Linked DNA regions of Mus musculus: region 2 is linked to region 1. A link is a loop called in an ENCODE intact Hi-C map of the cell type or tissue named here. Cell type or tissue: left cerebral cortex. All regions are shown on one strand. Links, peaks and the distances in the headings refer to the core of each region. The heading gives the core; the rest is flanking DNA. Region 1 has its middle 270 kb from the start of Gm32266. Region 2 overlaps Sema3d (sema domain, immunoglobulin domain (Ig), short basic domain, secreted, (semaphorin) 3D).

The links. Peaks named below come from ENCODE experiments on the same cell type or tissue, not always from the same donor. Only the 100,000 strongest peaks of a DNase experiment are listed, where the experiment ranks them.
Region 2: it touches region 1 in a loop (7-fold over the local background); 14 of 42 quality-filtered maps call a loop at or near these places.

Annotation. Positions count from the first base shown.
Region 1 is chr5:10,649,444-10,652,369 of GRCm38, reverse strand. No RefSeq gene overlaps it. Among named protein-coding and RNA genes, the nearest start is that of Gm32266, 270 kb to the left of the region's middle. In left cerebral cortex, for the core only: no CTCF peak of the experiment used is centred there; a DNase peak (open chromatin) is centred at 1,288.
Region 2 is chr5:12,556,828-12,559,753 of GRCm38, reverse strand. The region is part of intron 11 of Sema3d (sema domain, immunoglobulin domain (Ig), short basic domain, secreted, (semaphorin) 3D); the gene reads right to left. Among named protein-coding and RNA genes, the nearest start is that of Sema3d, 180 kb to the right of the region's middle. In left cerebral cortex, for the core only: a CTCF peak has its summit at 1,626 (motif pointing right); a DNase peak (open chromatin) is centred at 1,635.

The DNA of each region.
Region 1 (2,926 bases), core at 233-2,732:
ACACTGTCAACAGGACAAAATGGCAGCCTACAGATTGGGAAAAGAGATTTACCAACCCTACATCCTATATATCCAATATATACAAAGAACTCAAGAAGTTAGACTCCAGAGAACCAAATAACCCTATTAAAAAATGGGGCACAAAGCTAAACAATGAATTCTCAACTTAGGAATCTCAAATAAGAAGCACCTAAAGAAATGATCAACATTCTTTTTAAATTTTGGAATATTTTATTATGTAGAGTACTACATGTTATCCCCTTTGCTAGTTTCCCCTCTGCAAAGTGCCTATCCCATTCCCACTCCCTCTGCTTCTATGAGAGTGCTCTGCCACCCACCCACCCACCCACCCACCCACCCACTCTCAGCTCACTTTCCTGGCATTCCCTTACACTGGGGCCTTGAACCTTCACAGGACAAAAGGCTTCTCCTCTTAGTCATCAGAGAAATGCAAATCAAAACAACACTGAGATTCCACCTCACACCAGTCAGAATGGCTAAGATCAAAAACTCAGGTAACAGCAGATGCTGGTGAGAATGTGGAGAAAGAAGGACACTCCTCCATTGCTGGTGGGATTGCAAGCTTGTACAACCACTCTGGAAATCAGTCTGGTGGTTCCTCAGAAAAATTGAACATAGTACTAACTGAGGACCCAACTATACCACCCTAGATAAATACACTAAAGATTCTCCAACATATAAAAAGGACACCTGCTCCACTATGTTCATAGCAGCCTTATTAATAATAGCCAGAAGCTAGAAACAACCCAAATGTCCCTCAACAGAGGAATGGATACAAAAATGTGTTACATTTACACAATGGAGTAGTACTCAGTTATTAAAAACAATGACTTCATGAAATTTACAGGCTAATGACTAGAAAATATCATAGTGAGTGAGGTAAGCCAGTCACAAATGTACACACATAATATGTACTCACTGATAAGTGGATATTAGGGAAAAAGCTCGGAATAACCACAATGCAACTCACAGACCACATGAAGTTTAATTCTTCATCATGTCTAAAGACCGACTTCTTTTCTTTCACCAAAAATAATAGATGAAACAAAATATTTTTAAAAGAAATCCAATGAAGTTATTCAATTAAAATTTGTGATGTGGCTTTATATCCAGAATCAGTTTCAGGGTGTTTACCTTCTCATTTCTTCCCACAGAGACTAGGATCCCAGGTTTAGTTAAGGAAAGGGTATAGGGACATAACACAACAGAATGCTTTAAACTTTAAATCTATCTCAAACATGAGCTTTGGGTGTGGACGTTGGCACTTGAAACTGGCAGGAAACAAACACATAAAAAAGCACAAAGGAGCTGTGAGAGAATTAATGCCAAGTAGCATCTGACTTTGGACTATAAAATCCAGTGTGACTGTTGAGAGACTTTAAAATAGCAATTGCATGAGATCCTGCAGTGACTGTGAAGGAATATGAGCCTCAGTGATCTGCAAGACTGCAGGGATACTTTGGGCACACTTAGAACAAAAATTTGCTGCAGGCTAAGGAGAATTTTCCTTCTTACTGTGAACTGTGGTGGAATCCAATGTCCATTAAGCTCATATGATGCTGCAAATGAAGAGTCATGTAGTAAATTTCTTTTAGAGTTCCAGTGCCACAAAGAATGAACAAATGTTTCCTTTGGCATCCTAAGAACTTAAAGAATATGCACATAAACAAAATTACTAACCACTTGTCTTTAATAACCTGAAGGATTACCCATTTTTTTTCCATTTGAAAGTTACATCAAATATAAGAAGCTTATTTAAATTTGCCTAACAAGGTTTTTATAGAAAATATCATATAAACAATGGGTAAATGACAGATTTTCTGTAGGAATTGATTTCAGATTTTAATATCTGATGATCCTTTTCATGCTTTGTTTAAATGATATGAAGTCAAGACATGTATAGTTTGTATGTGATGATATGGATTTATTGGCAGAGCATATTGGAAATTTTACTGAAAGAGAAAAATGTTGTTTATTCTTTGTTTTATTACAGAGCTGAATTTTTGAGGGCAAGCTGGTCTCCTTTAATTTCTCAAATTTCTGTGCCTTCAGTAAACTTTCATAGTTGTTTTGAAATAGTAAAGCATAGATATCCGTTTGACATAGAATGCAGTCATGAATTATATTATATTTATTTATTGGCTTCATATTTATTCATTGAGAAAAACATGTAGAAAGAGACTGGAGTCAGAGGAATGACATTTTTTTTTGTTGTTGTTTTTTGTTTTTTTTTTTTTTTAAATCTCAACCTTCAGGATGCAGAAGACAGACTAGACTATACTGTGAGAACCTATTCAAAATGAAAAAAAATGTTCACAAGGAAAGACACACACACACACAAAAAAAAGACTGAAGAAAAGAAAAGAAATAACAAAGAAAATGAGACACTACGTATATATGGAAGATAGCTAAAACATATGTATGTATAAGTAGTTTAAATCATGCAAATCTTGAAAATGAATATTATTTTGTGAATTGAATTTCACTATGAAGTCAAGATTGGCCTCAGACTTTCTTCAGTTGCTTATTTGCCAAATATAGGGATTACAAGGATATGACACTACACAAAAAAATTATTTATGGAGTTAGGTATTCACAAAAAGTACGTGGCACTGGGAAAGTGTGATTTACGTTAAGAAAGCTGTGTTTCTAGAAACATATTCTACTAAAACATGTGATTAAAATTCATTGTGTTAAAATAACTTCAATCAGATTCTGAAAGCATTATTCTTTAATGTGTTAATATACATTGTAGATTACACAAAGAGTACATTAGGAAACCAGGAAGTAATTATGCAGTTTCCATTCCTTTGACTAACGAACTCTTGTTAAAGGAGTAATTTTTTTAAATTTGCTCTTTTACTTAAAGAACATAGGAAAATTACTGACTCTACAAAGAGAGGTA
Region 2 (2,926 bases), core at 219-2,718, 1.9 Mb before region 1:
CCTGAGATAAATTTTGCAAAGAAAGACATTGTATTGGATATTAAAGATGTAGAGGAGGGATTTGCCCAAATATGTAGCCATTAGGGCATGACAAACTATACAAAAGTTAATTTAATGAATTTAAATGTTTTAAGTGTTACCCCACTTTTCTTCGGATTGCATTCTCTTGCAGGAATTTCTCTAACAGATCAATCAAAATACAATTAGACATAGCGAGTAGCTTGAGAATTGGGAATCCCAGTTTAGAAACTAAAGTTGTGCTGATATCCAGTGAACAATGGTCGTGATGGCTGTTTTGTGAAAATCCTCAGCACCGTCAGGTTTTAGAAATTGTGTTTCTTGAAGTATAGCTCCGCTGAAAACTTTCCACCCAAGGAATTCACAGAACTCTCAGTTATTCAGCACTTATAATTGAGCAGTGTCTGCCTGGCAGAGGGAGAAGATAGAATCATTGACAGTATCCATGACTCCTTTCAGCGTCCACCAATAAAACAGAGGGTTAGTTAGAATAATCATGTGCTTTGATAATTGAATATGAAGCAGGACAAGTTGACAGTAACAACAGTAGACATTCCTAAAGAAATTGTATGGGAATTAGCATTTTTACAAAATCTGAAAACTGGGGCAAACTAGTTTAAGGGTAGTGAATCATGTTTCCTATACATCCACATTATGAAAGCTCTTTTCAGCTTTTGACAGAAGAATGATTTAAAGCAGAAATCCATCAAGCACTGTGCAATGCAAATTATTAAAATGCCTTATTAGGATGGGGAGGATAACTTAATCTGTAAAGTGCTTGCTACAGAAACAGAGGGATCTGACTTTCAATCCCTCATAGCACATAAAACAAAACAAAACAAAACAAAACAAAACAAAACAAAACAAAACAAAAAACAGCTATGTGTGAACATGACTGTAACCATGTTCTGGCGCAATGGAGGCAGAGGAGGGGGTTCGCTAGCAAGTTACCACATACTCTTGCCAAATTGGTGAACTCCATATTCACCCAGAAACTCTGTCTCCAAAATAATAACATACCAGGAACAATAGAGGAGGATACTGGATGCCAATCTCAGACTTTCAGACTCACATTCACACATGTGCACATATAACACATACAAAATAAACACAGCACACACAGGTGAGCACACACAGGTGAGCACACACATGCACATATGTGCACACACACAAAGCCCTTGTCAATATAGAATACCTGTAAAATATACTTGTTTATTTACAAAATCTGTATTAAGTTATTTATAATAAATTAATTATTAAAATCAAAATACTTCTTTTCAAACCCTCCTTAGAATGAGGTGTTTTTTTAGACTATTAGCTTTCTCCAATTTGGTTTCCATGTCTGATTTGTACCTTTCTTTCTTTCTTCCTTCCTTTCTCTCTCTCTCTCTCTCTCTCTCTCTCTCTCTCTCTCTCTCTCTCTCTCTTTCTCTCTCTCTCTCTCTCCCTTCCTTCCTTCCTTCCTTTTCTTTTCTTTTTTTCTTTCTTCTTCTTCTTCTTTTTTTTTTCTCAATTGGAACTTCACAGCACTAAACCAAACAGGACAGTAAAGATTCTAAAAATTCATCTAAAGAAAACCTGTTTGTTCAGTTGCTCATTTCAGACACCAGAGGGCAGAAGAGTCACCAAGGTAAAATAACTGTGAGTGTGCGGAGTTCCTAACATAGAGCACTGTGGACCAGGAGTTGAGATTTGGCATTGGTACATTAAACGAAAACCAAGAAAATTAAGTAAGGTGGGAGTGACTCCATGCCAGTAAATACTTAACTGAGGTCCATACTAGAATATCAATTCAGAGTTCAATTATAAAAGTAATATGGATGCAGAAAATATAAAAGCAAAGGCTGTAGCCGATGTATAGAAAACAAACCCTGTGTTTAGCAAATCTCATTCAAGTTAGAAATATTTCGCTATTTTAGAATAAAAATGTCAAGTGTTATGGGCTACAACACTTCATTATACTTATATAGAGGCTAGACCAGGCCATAATGATACAGTTCATGATTGTAATAGCAGAAGTTGTTGTTGCTGCTGTTGTTGTTACTTAGAAAGTAGCACGATACATGCAGTTCTTTATGTAACTTAAGTCTAACTTAATAGAAACCTACCACTTTAAAAGTTATGAGTCCATGAGCACACATGAATGGATGCCCATTGATGTGTTTCTCAAATCCAACTGTGTGAAATAATCAACACTGTGGTGACCTAAGAAAGTATGAAGTATGCTGGGTGGGTTAGCACAGATCTGTCATCCTAGCACTTGGGAGAGAAAGGCAGGAAGGTCAGGAATTCAAGCCATCTTTGAATATATAGTAAGTTTCAGGCTTATTTGGGATGTATAAGACCCTGCTTCAAAACAACAATGACCAAAAACTGTAGTGAGATATCATGTATGTACATTTGAAAATGTTGGAGCCATAAGGTATATTGAGATATAACTTTGAATAAATGTTTTGAATTGGAGGAAAAAGAAAATAACTGTAATTTTGTACTTTTAATAAACACAGATATGTGTGGCAGGAGATGATATAAAATAAATAAAACTAACTTTGTGTAGGTTATGCAGGAATATATTTACCAGGGAAACATTAAGAAAGACATAAAAATTATATCAAAGAACGAGAAAAAGAGTGATCATAAACTCTACCGGGCAGCACCACACTTTCATTCTGCTGGTTGGGTAATATGAGAGTGGGTGTGCGATTTAATCATTCTGGACACCAGTTTCCTCCAGTGTAATAAGGGGGTGAGTTATGATGTCTTTATCACTCATTCCAATTCTTACATTCTCAAATTTTACAAGAGTAGTCACTTGATAGTCTGTGAAACTTAATTTCACTGATTTTATGAATGTGTTGACTTAAAGTGGTAAAGTTCACTTAGTACAAGAACTTGCACAACAGAGGGA